2 separate regions of the Homo sapiens genome follow, and region 2 is linked to region 1. Evidence: read pairs that join two places in POLR2A ChIA-PET (ENCODE). Cell type or tissue: OCI-LY7. All regions are shown on one strand. Links, peaks and the distances in the headings refer to the core of each region. The heading gives the core; the rest is flanking DNA.

The links. Peaks named below come from ENCODE experiments on the same cell type or tissue, not always from the same donor. Only the 100,000 strongest peaks of a DNase experiment are listed, where the experiment ranks them.
Region 2: POLR2A ChIA-PET joins it to region 1 with 10 read pairs; 3 of 35 experiments call an interaction of 5 or more read pairs at or near these places.

What each region holds. Positions count from the first base shown.
Region 1 is chr4:26,823,131-26,831,477 of GRCh38, reverse strand. It overlaps a transcript of TBC1D19 not described here. Among named protein-coding and RNA genes, the nearest start is that of STIM2-AS1, 33 kb to the left of the region's middle. In OCI-LY7, for the core only: no CTCF peak of the experiment used is centred there; DNase peaks (open chromatin) are centred at 577, 1,257, 3,167, 4,577 and 5 weaker places; H3K4me3 peaks cover 5,717 bases; H3K27ac peaks cover 6,043 bases.
Region 2 is chr4:26,733,633-26,741,979 of GRCh38, reverse strand. It overlaps TBC1D19 (TBC1 domain family member 19), which reads right to left. Exons shown (of 21, transcript NM_018317.4): 16 at 6,493-6,525; 17 at 2,007-2,116. Among named protein-coding and RNA genes, the nearest start is that of STIM2-AS1, 120 kb to the left of the region's middle. In OCI-LY7, for the core only: no CTCF peak of the experiment used is centred there; no DNase peak of the experiment used is centred there.

The DNA.
Region 1 (8,347 bases), core at 146-8,145:
GAAAGCCCATCACACTCATCTGTTTACATATTGTCTACAGCTGCCTTTTTTGTTTCTTTTTACTGTAACAGCAGAGTTGTGTAGTTGCCGCAGAGATCACCTGTCCTGCAAAGCTTAAAATATTTACTATCTAACTCTTCTGAGAAAAGTTTGATGACCGCTGCTTTAAGAGATTGCATTTCTCAGAGTCAGTTTCAGAATTCCCATCAGTCCTGCACCAGGCCTCCTTATTTTTGAAGATGAAAATGGAGACATAGCATCTGCAGTGTGATCATCTCCCTCATAAGTATACAGATTTTATTTTCAATTAAAATAGGAAAAAAATAAGATTATAGAGGTTTTTTCCCTAGAGAAAACCTTAGGCAAAGTTTCCAGTTGGCCCTCTTTGTGATATATGAAATTTGTGTCTGCGTGTATGTCCACATGCAACCTAAATAATAAATCACTTAAAACAATTTATTGGAAAAAGCAATCACTCTTAAGCTTTTGGTGAGTTATAGACCCTTTTGGGTATCTGCAAAGATCTAAATATCCTCTCCTCAGGGCTAAAAATGGGCATATACACTTCACTCAAACTGTGTGTATAGTTTCAAGAGCTCGCAGAGGTCTGAGGCTAGCGTGTTCAGTCCAGGCAAATTACTCCTTTACTGAAGGATGAGTCTCTATAGGCAGAACTCCAGGCATTAACCAGTTTGAGGACAGGAACACAGGAGGTGTTAGGACAGTTCCAGCATTCATACAATCACATCTCAATCACTTTATTTTATAAAACACGAAGCCTTAAAGAGTTTTCAGGTCAAAGATGCCAGTTTGGGCCCTGGTTCTTTGTAATCATAGGCAGAAACCAAAACTTTGAGAGCCTCTGAATTGTAGAAGCTTCAATCTGGTGGTTAGGAGATACCCAGTAACAGAAGATAACTGCAGAGGTCAGACGGGAAAAAAATCCCAGAAATATGCAAACACTGTGTAACTCTGAGAGTTCTGTTAGCACCCCAGCCCCGCCCCACTTCTAATTACAAGGTCTTGATCCCTTTCAGTTCCATCTCCCCACTAGTAGTGTGCAATGACACTGGTTTTGCAGGAACATCAAGTCTGCAGAGGTGGGATGTCACCTACACTTAAAGGAACTAAAGCAATATGAAGATAACCCAGCTAAGTTAAAGATGGGAGCTGGGAACCACCCAGTAGAGTCTCCCACAGTGCTCAAGAGTCCTGGTCATTCAAGGGTGTTTATTGTTTGCATATACGCATTACTTATTCAAAGGCAAAAAGGGGGGGTAATTTGCAAGTGCCAGTCAAGTTGAGTAAACAGTTATGTAATCTTCCTCCAAATTCAAATGTGAGGTTGAGTATGGCTCTGGTAGGCTCAACTTCTTACACTTTTATGGGCCATGGACACTGTGGGTCAGGAAACCATAACCCGATGGAATGGACAAATCACTAAGGCCCTAATCCCTCAAATCCAGCTCCTGATGGCTCCTGGACTCTTTTATAGGCATGGAAGGGGTGCAGAAGCCATTGCCATTCCCCGAAGGTAAGATGCCTCCCCACTGGAGAGCCCTGTCTTACCAGAGCACACTGGGCTGACACCTATATCAGTTTACGTTGCTTACTAAAGTCATTCCGGGAATGCAAAACCCCACTGCTAGATGGTCAGCCATGCTCTTTGTCCACATGTATCACAAAAAGCTGCCAGGACTCAACATAGCAACAGGTTTTAGTCCTGATGAGGTAAAAAACAAATGAACAAACCTTACCTGCCTCTAATAAACTTTTACTTTGAAGACTTGGTGATTCAGATTCATTGCTTAGCCTAGACACTTTCTCAGCTCAGTTATAATTGTTTCTGTAGGTATGTGATCAATTTATCCCTTTTTCTGTGTGAGAGAGGGGAAAAATGGGAAAATTCCACATCTTCATGCAGCAGCTTCCTTTCCTCCCTAACACCTACCCAAGACTGAAGATGAGTTAGAGGAAAAGGCCCTGAAATAGGAGTTAAAGAAGTGGGTGTTGATTTGAGCTTAGCCAGTTGCTAAGTGGCCTTGGGCAAATCATTCTAGCCCTTTGGGGATGTTTCTTCAGCTATAGAGGGCTTACGATGAGAGATTTCTAAATTCCCTTCTAAATCTGAAATGTGTTTTTGTGATTGCTTTGGAATACTTTGGGACATTCAAAGAAACTTTGACTCCCACAGCGAGAACAGAGACTCAGGAGGGACATGGTCTGTGTATTATTTAAACAACTGAACTGCGATAAGGTTTTTCCCATTAAGGCATTTGGTGCAGGCAACCGTTTTATAATAAACTTCCCATGAGCTCATTTAAAGCTCCATTTGAAAGCAAACATATTTTTCAAAGTGAGCTCCTTCTAATTACTTGTTATTTGAGCTTCATGTTTCCTTCCAATCTTGAGTTCTGGGCATCTGTGGATGCCCAAGCAAAGTCCATAGCTCTTAAGAAAGATAATTGGTTTGATAAAAGTTGTAAATACAGTGACTAAGGAATATAAACTAAATGGATTTGTCCTAATCTCCCTTCCTGAGTTCTTTCCATTCTCCTGCATCACAGCCTCCACCATCTAAAACAGTCCAGTAAAATCTAACATGTACTCAGTGCCTACCAATGACCAAGCCCTAGTGTAAGGGCTAACGTTAAACACAGCACTTACAACATCCAGGCACTGTGCTAAGTCCTTTGTATTTGTTAATTTATCAGGGTTTCCTTACAGTCTTAGAAGGTAGGTACTTTTATTATCCCTATTTACCAATGAAGAAACTGATGCACGGAGTGGTCAAGTAATTTGTTCAAGGTCACACAGCTAATAAGTGGCAAAAGCAGGATTTGAAGATGGGGGTGCTCCCGAGCCCACACTCTCAACCGCTTTACTTTACTGCACTATACTTGGACGTGCATAGATTTGGGGAGCAGTGTCTTAGAAGTTTTAAAAATGTCATTTCATCAAGTATTTTACCATTCAAGCACAGGCTAGTCCAAAGATGATTTGGAAATGACAAAATGGTCTCCTTTTGATAACCTTTCAACACAAAACTACCAGCTCCAACATTCTATGAAACAGCCAAAGTTGTCTCAGTACTTTCTTTTTGGCTCTGCTCCAGTAACGGAGTTCTAGCAAGGCTACCAGAAGAGCCTCCTTTAGGCCAAGCTAGAGTTCACAGGTCATGTTGCCTCCTTCTAAGGCAGTTGAAGCTGGAGCCTAAGAGGCTGAAATTCATGTTCTTCAATGACATACTTTAAGTCTACCTAAGGGTGGTGATCAGAATGGGCATCCCTTGTGTTCAAACTCACAGCCTGTTGGTCCTCTGACAAGCCCATTTAATAGAAGGGGAAATCAAGGCTCAGAGCACTTCATAAGCCTCCTGGGGACTACACGCCTAAGGAAAGCCAGAGTCAGGGCCAGAGCTGGGGAGTTCTGACTGGCGGTTCTGGACAGTTTCCATCTACCCTTTAACCCCATAGCTGTCAAAGCATCTGCCAAACGAGATCTTAGAGGAACCATTTCAAAGCTATTTTAAGTATTTTCAGATATGGATTTGTCAGGTGGCCTACGTTAATCTCAAAGCCTAATAAAATAGCTGGGCACAGCGGCACACATGCCTGTATTCACACCTACCCAGGAAGCTGAGGCAGAAGGATTGCTTGAGCCCAGGAGTTCGAGGCTGCAGTGTGCATTATTGCACCTGTAAATAGGCACTGCATTCTAGCCTGAGTGTCATCGCAAGACCCTATCAAAAAAAAAAAAACAAAACAAAAAACAAAAAAAGAAAGCTCTAATAAATTGGTTCCATCCTCAAAAACATTTGCTTGAAGTTAGGGCTGAGTAGGTGAGTGCCAGCCTGATTTTGTTTTGTTTTGTTTTGAGACAGTCTTGCTCTCTCGCCCAGGCTGGAGTGCAGTAGTGCAATCTTGGCTCACTGCAACCTCTGCCTCCGAGATTCAAGCAATTCTCATGCCTCAGCCTCCTGCGTAGTTGGAACTGCAGGCGTCTGCCACCATGCCTGACTAATTTTTGTATTTTAGTAGAGACGAGGTTTCTCCATGTTGGCCAGGCTGGTCTTGAACTCCTGGCCTCAAGTGATCTGCCTCCCTTGGCCTCCCAAAATGATTGGATTGCAGGCGTGAGTCACTGTGCCTGCCAATGCCTGATGATTTTGACCCAAAGGATAGATTTGGTGATGAAGAAGAGAGATTCCTGAAACAGTAATACCTTTAAAGTTGGCTGTTTTAATTAAGTGAAGATGAAAATAAAGTGTTTTCCATCTTTATAAGCATTTGCCACTTACTGTGATTGAATTTGTGTTAAGGAGCCAGGAAAGGCTATGGAAGAGCAGTCTCCATCAGTTCACCAGAAGTATCATGGCAAGGCCAAGCTATCATGGTTAAAAGTTAATCATTAGTTTCCTTTCTCCATGATACGATTCAATAAACACATTAACAGTTTATAAAAGAGGTAGTGAAACCTCCTGAGGAAAAAAATATTATGTAACCAGTTTAGGGGAGAGACTTGCCTCGCCTCATATCTCAGTAGGGGGTTGAACTGCACGGCTGGGAGGTTCTTTCCGGTTTCATAACAGTTATTATTTCTGGAAGGGTTTATCTTTTATTGCTAATAGCACTTCACTTTCCTCCATGCTCTGAATCTACGTCACCACCCACACCCGGAACCATTATAAACATCCACCCGCCACCGGGGCAGTAACCCTCATGAAGTTAAAACAGTAGTCTTTCCTGCTCGCCAACAGTTATAGACCTTGAAATGCCATTAGGCCAAACTTTACTGGACTCTATTCATTGTTAGGGTTGTGGAATATTGATCTAAACTCAATCTAACAAAATACACGCGGACATCATCTATAACAATGATTTTCAAAGAGAGAATTTTGAAAGGTATATTGGAGAGAGATGAGAAGCATTTTATGTTTGTAACAGCTCTAATATCTTAATAAGAATGATCTCTTTGTTTAGAATTTAAAACTTAGTAATAATGACACTTATTTTTCCCCCCTCTAAATAATGTTCACCTACTATGAGCAGACAGTAAGGGCACAAATATAAATCAACTTTAAACTGTTTGAAATATCCTTCTATTCATGATTATTGCTGTCACTGAATATGTATCCAGCAGCTGGGCAGGAATTCCCTGATACTAGAGTTAAACAATGGGCAGGCAGAATGCGAAGTCCTATGTGCAGTGGGAATTAAATTGTTCTTTTATTACAAAAATATGATCTTTGAATTTTTTTTTCACTTTTTATTTTTGAGACAAGGTCTCTTTCTGTCACCAAGGCTGGAGTGCAATGGCACGATCTCAGCTCACTGCAACTTCTGCCTCCTGGGTTCAAGCAATTCTCCTGTCTCAGCCTCCTGTGTAGCTGGGATTACAGGTGCATGCCACCAAGCCTGGCTAATTTTTGTATTTTTAGTAGAGATGGGGTTTCGCCATGTTGCCCAGGTTGGTCTTGAACTCCTGACCTCAAATGATTCGCCCGCCTAAGCCTCCCAAACTGCTGGGATTACAGGCGTGAGCCACCATGCCCGGCCAGCTTAGCTATTTTCATATGCCATTACTAATAGTTAATGTTTATTGCAGGCTTAACTTGGACCAGGCCCTGTTTCAATGGCCTTATTCATCCTACTGATATTATAACAATTCTATGAAGGAGATACTATTAACCCTGTTTTACAGTTGAGAAAAATGAGGCACAGAGATTTTTAAGTAATTTTTCTGATGTCACACAACTAAGTGGTAGGGCTGGGAGTTGCACCCAAAAGTCTGGCTCCAAACCCCTTTTACTTAACTAGTATAACCACACAATAGCACCTCTCAGATCATGCTACTTAACTAATTTGTGGCAGGTCACTGATAGAGAAAATTGGCAGCAAATCTTCAAAACAGTGAACAATGAGTGTTTCCAACCAAACTACATTCACTATGGCCTGGATTTTTTTCTTAATGTTGAAAAATTAAAGAAAATGTCATTGAAAAAATAAAAATTACTGACTAATGAGGCATGCCCTTATATACCTAGTTACTCCTGAAAGAAAAGTTTAAAAATCCTAAATCAGCCAGGCGTGGTGGCTCATGCCTGTAATCCCAGCACTTTGGGAGGCCAAGGCAGGCGGATCATGAGGTCAAGAGATTGAGACCATCCTGGCCAACTTGGTGAAACCCCATCTCTACTAAAGATACAAAAATTAGCTGGGCGTGGTGGTGTGCACCTGTAGTCCCAGCTACTCGGGAAACTGAGGCAGGAGAATCGCTTGAACCAGGGAGCTGGAGGTTGTAGTGAGCCAAGACTGTGCCACTGCAATCTAGCCTGATGACAGAGTGAGACTCTGTCTCAAAAAAAAAAAAAATCCTAAATTATTGCAAATGAAGAGGCAAATCAAGAAAATATCAATATAGATAGCCAACAAACATAAAAAGAAAACATTCGTCTAGTAATTGAGGTGACAGGAATATCCAGTGTGTGTGGAAGAGCTGCCTTGTTATAAATTTAAATAACCTTCTGCAGAGCAGTTTGGCAATGTATATCGTTAAACAGGCATGCTCTGTACCCAGCAATTGTACTTCTAGAAGTTTATTCTATACAAAGGAATGCATAAACATGTTTGCTTAAATGTTATGTGGAATACAAAATTGGAAAAAGTTTAATGAAGAACTTACTATGCATATGGCCATGTGAATTTATTCTAAGGAATGTCCAGAAATATGTGCAAAGATGTATCAACACAGATGTTCATAATACTAAGAAGTAAATGATAGCAAAAAAAAAAGAAAGAAAGAAAGAAAATGACCCCACTGTTAAAAAGAAGGAATTAACTAAATTGTAGTGCAGTAATATAATGTGGAAACTATGTTGTAGAAGTTCATAAATATGCATACGAAAAAGACCCAGAGGACATACACTCAGAAGCTGACGGTCATAATTTCAGAGTCATAGGACTACAAGTGAATTTTGCTTTATTTATTTTTGTTTGTTTGTTTTCTGGATTTTCTGCATTGAGCATTCATTAGTTTTATACTAGTAGAAAATAAGAATATTATGATAGAGAGAAATATATTACTGTGAAAAGATACTTCATATCTGTGTTAGTCAACATTTGAAACTGCAAATGACAGAAAATCCAGCTGCAGTTGTCTTAATAAGAACGAAGTTACTGCTTCACATGCTTCCGGCATGGCTGGATTCAGGCCTCACGCACTGTTGCTAGAACTTGGTCCTTCTCTTATCATCTCTTTATCTCTCGTCTTTGTTCTCTATTGCTGCATGTTCAGGAATGCTCTCCCCATGTGGTGGCAAACATGTCCACAAAGATGTTTAAATCTTCCCTCAGCAAATCCAGCCAATTGTCTTTTAAGTAAGAGTTAAAATAAATTCCTGGATCTTATTTATACTGGCCATCTTGGGATCATGCACCCATCCCTGATCCAATCAAATAGCCCTGTGAATGGAATGCCCTATTAGTTATGCCTGGGCCATGTGCCCATCACTGGAGCCAGCGGTCAGGCAGTCAGCCCGGGTGGCTCACTAAGAGTCAGTGGGGTTCTGTATAAAGAAGGAAGAGGGGAGGAATCCTGCAGAGGTAAAAACCATAACAAAGAAACAAAAATACACTGACGACAAGCTTTCAGTTTCTTTAGATGCTGCCTAAGGTCTGGCTAGAAAGAGTGTTAGCAACCTTAAATCACTTAGGACTCTTGTGGTTGCAAGTGACAGAAAACCTAGAACAAGCTTAAGCAGCAAAGATAATTTATTGGCTCACCTAGCTGAGAAGTCCAGAGGCAAGACTGGCTTCTAGTGGGTCAAAGCCACCCAGGATATGGCTCTTATCATCTCTCCACTGGTGACAGACCCATCTCCAGATTCCACACAAAGGCCCCCGCAACTCTGGGCTCTCTCCCCATGGTAGCAAATTGCTCTGGCAATTCCACACCCCACATCTTCACTTCACTCTAGGTGTGGTCTGGGAACAGAGAATCTCTTCTGTGTATCTTCCACAGAAACACTGTTATTGTCACCTCTCTCATTAACCCAAATTGTATCACAAACCCATCCCTGACCAATCAATGTGGCCTGAGGAATAGGTACATGGATGGGTTTGAGATATGTTTTGGCTGCATCCCCACCCAAATCTCAGCTTGAATGCCCACGTGTTGTGGGAGGGACCCGGTGGGAGGTAATTGAATCATGGGGGCAGGTCTTTCCCGCTGTTCTTGCAATAGTGAATAAGTTTCACGAGATCTGATGATTTTAAAAATGGGAGTTTTCCTGCACAAGCTCTCTCTGTTTGCCTGTTGCCATCCATGTAAGATGTGACTTGCTCCT
Region 2 (8,347 bases), core at 183-8,182, 90 kb after region 1:
GCTTTAAATTTGCTTCAGAAGTTATTGAACAAGAATGTTTGATTACTTAGTATACACATATTTTTTAAAACTAAAATCTACTGTTTTTAAAAGGGCATTATTTGTAAAGTACAAAACCAATTTAAGCAGATAGTTTTTCAAGTACATTTATTATTTGACAACTCTGAATAAAGTCTTTCCTGCAGCTTAGCATTCCTCAGAGTTTATCTTTGTAAGGAAGTTTTAATCCTCTTTTTGTGTTTCTAAAGAAAAAAAGACTGTCATGGTTCCAAATAGTTCAGTCTAGCTGCAAGCCAAAAAAGGTGGTGACTGCCCGTAAGTTTTTACTCCTCTGAATAAAAAAAAAAAAAAGGACAGAGGCAGGCCTGGCTCAATCAATTCGCTGAAAAAGAATACCCAGGGCCACCAGCATAGAGATAGACAAGAAATACCCAGAGTTGCCCAGTGCCAGGCTTCAGTGCTCTGCACAGGGAGAACACCATGGGTGTGTGCTATGCAGCCAGTTTTTTTAAACTCTGAAGCATAAAATGGCATAGAATATGAGCATAGAAATATGATACTTAGAACTGAATATCAGAAAAGAATTATTAATCTTTTTTTTTTTTTTTTTTTTTTTTGAGACAGAGTCTCGCTCTGTCGCCCAGGCCGGACTGCGGACTGTAGTGGCGCAATCTCGGCTCACTGCAAGCTCCGCTTCCCGGGTTCACGCCATTCTCCTGCCTCAGCCTCCCGAGTAGCTGGGACTACAGGCGCCCGCCACCGCGCCAGGCTAATTTTTTGTATTTTTAGTAGAGACGGGGTTTCACCTTGTTAGCCAGGATGGTCTCGATCTCCTGACCTCATGATCCACCCGCCTCGGCCTCCCAAAGTGCTGGGATTACAGGCGTGAGCCACCACGCCCGGCCAGAAAAGAATTATTAATCTTAATTATTGGTCATATTTCTGATTATTCCAGATTAAATATTAAAGTAAGATAAGAACAAAATCAAGTTCTCTTAGAGATAAGAAACCCAGGATAACTGGTGTTGCTTCATTTGTTTATCTGTAACATCCTGGAATTCTGTGATTTGCCAACTTTCACTAGCGATGTATGAAAGCAAAACTGGAGATGGAGGAAGGTGAAATAGGAATATATAGGCTTAGAATGGGGGGATAAAGAACAGCTATTTAATTTCATAGCAATAATACAGTTGCCTCTTTGGGGAAATTTAGTAGCCCTGACATATATTCCAATTGAATGTTTCACCTGGAGTAGCAGTCATGTTACCCACAGCAGGTCCAAAGGGGGAAAAAAAGCATAACTGAAATAAAATAAATACTGCTCTTAGTCAGGTTTATGGGAAGGGAAAAAAAAGATATGATAAAGGAACAGCCAAAAGAGAACAGATTAAAATGTTCAACTCCTAAATATATGCTTTTCCTTGATTCTTATATTGTAGGCCAAAGGATCATTTTATTGAATACAAAGAAAATATGTACTATTATAACTGATAATTAGCCAAATATGAAATTGGCAAACAAGTGACAAATCAATACTTGATTTTCACTAACAAAGAAGAATGATGATTATAATTATAACAACAACGGCCATTTATTTACTGAACACCTGCGAGGAGCCAAGCACTAACTACACTGAGTGCTTTGTAGACTTTTCTACAGCACTAGAGATAATATATTATTTACTTCATTTCATAGATAAGAAATGAGAAAAGAAGGTAGGCATCTTTGCTAAGAATAATAATACAGACATTCTAATTTTTTTAATATGTAAAAGAAAAAAATCATTTAAATGTAGTTGACAAGAGACTTTTTCTGTTTAAATTATTACCAAAATATTTAAATATCAATTTCATCTTCTCTGTCATTTTTGCAATAAAAACACATTGCTTGACATCACAAATTAAAATTTGTTGCGTTAGAATTTGAGTAGAAGACTTTTTCTTAACAGAAAGAAAGAATAGATTACAATCCAACCTAATTTGATCAAGTTTTTCTTATGAACTTACAGAAGGATGAGAAGAGATGGAATGGAGTCTGAAGAAAAAACGCACATACATCTCACGGAATATCTGATACAATTTGGAAGGTTCATGGTATAGAAAACAAAGTGGTGCAACTGAAAGAAAAAAATTAATTTATAATACTGCAGAACTACTGAAATGTTAAGATAAATTTATAAAATATGTCATAATAAATCACTATTTTATAGTAATCATATACACCACCAGACAAGTTTAAAATCATACTACTTTTTTTCATTTTGAGAGGGGAATATATGCATATGTAAAGTTCAAACAGCCATTAAATATTATACAGAAAGGAATATATTACAAACTATTATAATCCCAATTTAACAGATGCCTAAGAATGATATTATGGAATTATACAGAAATATGAAAAGTTCCAAGTAACTTATAAAAACTACATAAGTCAAATCTCTCCTTTTTTTAATTGAAGTAATAAGAAAATAACAACCAGGCAGCTTATTTTTACTTTCTCTCACAAAAGATTCAGGCCACATTTCAAAATTTTTAATTTTGGAAGTCAGGTAAGTAAAACAGATGATTTATGACTTTTAGAATCATGGTCTTCAATTAATTCAATTTGAAAATAAAGATTTTGAGTAATAGCTGTATACTACTGGTCTTTATCGCTATATCCCCATATATATTCATCAACTGAAAACAATCCTTAGGCAGAAAGGATTTATTTCTCTAATGAATGTAGAATTGACTGCCCCCAGTTTGTAGCAATTAAGCACAGCTGGGTCAACTCAACCAGACATTCCACAGTTGAATGTCAGAAAGTCCTAATCTTGGATTGGCGACCTACCTGAGCATGTGATTATTCTACACTGACAAAGGTGGTCATGCTTTCCATCTTTTCAAGCCTTAAGTATTTTAGGCAGCATAGAGACAAATTTATAATGCAGATAGATACAACTGCATTACCTAAATATTAATTTTAATAAAAAATGCCTTACAGGGTAATTTCAAACAATATGTATTGGACAAGTAAGAATTTCTGGGGCTCTATAATCTGTTGGTAATGCTCTGAGGGCAATAAGCACTAAGTAAGCAAGGAAGTCAGTGGGCCAGTTGTGCTCTCTTCTTTTTGACAAAGTAAAAGGAAAAATAGTAAAATATTTTAAATTCTTTCAAACACAAAAGTTCAATTTTCTGGGATAAACAGCAATGCACAGTATTACTGATAAATAAGTCATTAAAAATTAGCATTGCAAGTGAGAATTTTTATTTTTTCTGAAGGGCAAAAGAGAAATCACTTTTGGGGGTAAATATCTAAATTCATATAAAAATACATACTTGTATATATATAGAAAAATGTATTACAATATGTATTATAAATAAAATTTAAAAAAGACAGGTATGTCTATTTCAAGACTAATTTTTAAAACTTATTTTACTATTAAATAAATTGCTACTTATAAAAACAGCCCAAATTAGGATATTTCATATATTTACAAATAGTAACTCATGCTCTAATTACAATAACAACCTAAGAAACAACAGTGTGGTACAAATATATGGTATTATTATAAATCTAAGACTAAGGTTTGGAACTTCTTTATTTTTAAAAAATGATGCATATTTTTTCCTCCAATTCTTAGATATTGATATGTGAAAACTTATAACCTGAATCTGAAGATGGTATGGATTCAGTAATTATTAATGAAAATTTCCAGTGAAGAAATGAAAAGAGAATTTTAAAATAAGCATGTTTCTACGAATACATAAAATATAAAAGAAATTTACAATTAGTTTTTATTCAAGATACCACAGTTGTTTATGTTGAATTCCTTTATATAGCTATGAAATGGAAAAGCTTTAGTCCATTATAGATTATATGTAAAAAAGATTCTACATGACTTAATTTTTAATTTTAAGCATCCTTTCCTATTTGGTTCTTCCATAAAAATAAATTTAGCTAATTATCTTTTAAACCAATGAAAGACTATACTGTAGGAATTTATGACACCATAATATACTATACACCTACAATAAAACTTCATTAATCTGCATAAATAGAAGAGCAGAAGGTATTTTAAATTAGAGAAGAGTTCTGAGTAAATTTTAAAATAAATTACTATCTTTTGGTTTCCTTTTTAATGACAGCCTATCATTAAAGATCTGTATCAATGTTTAAAAGAGATAAGTATTATAATTTTAAAGAAATATAGTAACTAAAACTGAAATGGCAAAGTACTAACTAGAGTTCCTTAGGGATGATTTGTGATTATTTTTGTACACTGGTTCTAAATAAGTGGTTGCTGGTAAAGTTTTTGTGGATGTTTAAAATAGTTTTCTAAAATAGTATAAATAAATTCCATATCAAACATTTTGCATCATTGTTAGCAAATGCTTTCCCCTTGGGTGTATAAACTGTAGCCTATTTAAATGACCATAAATGTGAATAGGCAGAGGCTGAGTCAATGATATATTTTAAACACCAGAAGATCTTGCTAGAAGATTTAAACTTTGATGACATCAAGTATCCTCCAAATCATTCAAGTACAACTTCCAAAAACGATTTACTTGAAAAATTTTTGCAGTTGGAACTATTAAAGTAGAAAGATAAAAAGTGAACATTTTTATTATTAGATGTAAAAATTTATATTATTAATCTTTTTTGGTTTTCTATTTTAAATTCTTCACATATATAAGATAAATACGCTGTAAGGTCTCTATAACATTATGTATTATGTTATGAAATTTTGGTTGCCCAAGAGAATAAAGCTGAGTACCCTATAATTCAAGCCTGTGACTAACACCAAGTATAGCATAAAGTCCCTAGGTACTTTGACTCGTTTTCATTGAACGATAGTTTTATATTATGTCATTCACCACGACCATCTGATGTTGAACACTGATGTTTACAAAGAAAAGTGTTTATTGCAGATTCTTGGTACAAAGGCAAAACATTAATGTATTTCTGTTCATTCTAAAGGTAGGGGATAGAAATAAAGGGGACAACAATCTTTAATAAGTTTATATGTAACACTTGAAAACTTAAAAATTAAGTGGCATTAAAGTGTAGAGAGTTCTTCCTTTTGCTAATCTTCATAAGCTTCTTGCATTCCTCATTTAATGACACATGAGGCCTCAGAGACACTCAGAGCTCTCAAGCCTGCATATGCATCACCCACGTGTATCTCAGGTGACTGAATGCTCTGATGTAATTGTGGCTGTGCATATAAGTAGCCTGGAGAAATCATGAGCTCAAACTCAGTACTGTTCCTTCCTTAGCATTCTTTCTGACCTATTATTTTCAAAAAACTCTTAAGAGAATTACCTTAGGAATTTAAGCCATCTGATTTTACACCTATTAGAGCTAAATATTAATATGTATCTCTAGTTTCCATTGGACTAAAAAATGGTAAACCACAGGACCATTTTCACAGTATGTTCTATTTTTTTATTATACTTTAAGTTTTAGGGTACATGTGCACATTGTGCAGGTTAGTTACATACGTATACATGTGCCATGCTGGTGCGCTGCACCCACTAACTTGTCATCTAGCATTAGGTATATCTCCCAATGCTATCCCTCCCCCCTCCCCCAACCCCACAACAGTCCCCAGAGTGTGATGTTCCCCTTCCTGTGTCCATGTGATCTCATTGTTCAATTCCCACCTATGAATGAGAATATGCGGTGTTTGGTTTTTTGTTCTTGCGATAGTTTACTGAGAATGATGATTTCCAATTTCATCCATGTCCCTACAAAGGACATGAACTCATCATTTTTTATGGCTGCATAGTATTCCATGGTGTATATGTGCCACATTTTCTTAATCCAGTCTATCATTGTTAGACATGGGTTGGTTCCAAGTCTTTGCTATTGTGAATAATGCCACAATAAACATACATGTGCATGTGTCTTTATAGCAGCATGATTTATAGTCCTTTGGGTATATACCCAGTAATGGGATGGCTGGGTCAAATGGTATTTCTAGTTCTAGATCCCTGAGGAATCGCCACACTGACTTCCACAATGGTTGAACTAGTTTACAGTCCCACCAACAGTGTAAAAGTGTTCCTATTTCTCCACATCCTCTCCAGCACCTATTGTTTCCTGACTTTTTAATGATTGCCATTCTAACTGGTGTGAGATGGTATCTCATTGTGGTTTTGATTTGCATTTCTCTGATGGCCAGCAGCCTCCCAAAATGCTGAGATTACAAGCGTGAGCCACCACGCCTGGACTATTAAACTCAACATTTTAAAACGTTCATAATAACTTGTGGGTGATTAGAAATAAAGTGGTGTTCTTTTTGTTCAATTTTCTAATGTGTAATAAAAATAATAATTAAAAAAAATGAAGCCCCTATGGGGAACTAGCATGCATTTCACTTTATTTTTTCCTTTATTGTTTTACTATAGTAAAACAATTATATCTGTCAGTCATTATTTTTTAAATTGACAGATAACATTGTATGTTTTGTGTACATTATGATGTTTTTAAAGCCCAACTTACCATACATTGAAAATCCATGAAAAGGGATAACACCTAAAAAAAAAAAGGTATTTCTTTTCAATAAGTAGTAGGCCTACTGATTATTAGGTAAGCTTTAAAAGATTAAAACTGACAATAAAAAGGTTTTCTATTTTTGCTTCAACTCTGTTCATAAATGTCAGAAAGACTTAGTGATAGTAAACAATAAAGAGATATTTTTAATACCTTCAGAAAAGTAAACTAGAGGCTTTAAAACATATATCCAGTTAACATTCTATTAATATTGAGAAATCAAAGCTTTGAATATATATATGTGTATATATACGTGTATATATGTGTACATACATATACACATACACACATATGTGTATACAAATATACACACACATGTGTATACATATATACATATATACATGTGTATACATATATACATGTGTATACATATATACATATATACATGTGTGTACACATATACATATATACATGTGTATACACATATACATATGTGTATACATATATACATATACATATGTGTATACATATATACATATACATATGTGTATACATATATACACACATATATGTGTATGTACACATGTGTGTATATATACACACACATACGTATACATATACACACACAAAACAACAGGACAAAAACATAACGAGACAGATCACAGAATTAAGTTTAAGAACTAATTATAATGGTCTCAGAAAGTCAATAGATTATGTCCCTCCTGAAACAACTTCACTGTGTATATTAGAATCGAATATGCTAAAAGATAAGTGAGCTTTTCAAGGCACTTCTTGAAAACATTTGCTTTACAGAAAACACTATGGGTGTTAAGTAAACTAACTGAAAATTAATCATGGGATATGGCTTTAGAAGAAATATTGGCAGAAATACGATACAAATTCAGTATAATCTTTGGCAATAATTACACACAAGTAAAGTACACATCCTTTTCAAATAAATACTCAAAGCCTAACTTGGTGTGCTAAACATCGTCTCACATTCCAAGTAAAAAATTTGAATTTGTACAGTTTAGTTCAAAACAGAAGTTTTGTAATATATACCACCATATAGCTAACACTACTAAATCAGGTTGCAAACACAGCACAGAAGAAAGCTGCTAAGTTACATTTTTGAAAAATAATATAGAAATGCTTTATTCAGACATGTTCACAGGCAAAAATTTTGTGCTTGTGGTCATATAGAGTGAGTTCTAATAAATGATAGTTCAGCCTCAGTTTAAAACATGTCCAGCGATAGCAGAAGCATTAATTCCCAATGCAACTCATTACAATTTTGAATGGGTTTAATTTGGAAGGAGCTATTTTCTCATAGTGAGCCAAACTCTGGCTCCCTGAAATTTCTACTTAGTATTCTTAGTTCTGACTACAAAGGTCACACAGAACAAATCTAATTTATCTTCTATGTGAAAATGTTCAGAAATATTTGAAGACACTGCTCTCTCTCCTGCTCTATCACCATCAGGATTTCTTGCTCCAAGACTTCATGAATTTCTTCAAATTTTCCTGAGATGAGGTGGTCTTGAAAAGCTTCCATATTTTATTTTATTCTAACCAGTTACAGTTCACTGCAGTCCTTAAAGTGAGCTGACTAAAATCTCTAATCATTTTCCCTCCCTACACACCCAACAGCTAAGACAGTGTTCTTGGACAGTTGTTCCCGGACTTCACGAAAGGGTTATATTTTTATCCCTATTACATTTCTTCTTTGGTGAACCACTCCAGTTAGAGATAATAATCCTGAATTCTATTCTGTTATCTAATGCATTCTCTAGTTCTCCTGATTCTACAAAACTGAAAAATTTGATAAGTATACCATGTCCTCATCAAAAGCAATATAAAAATG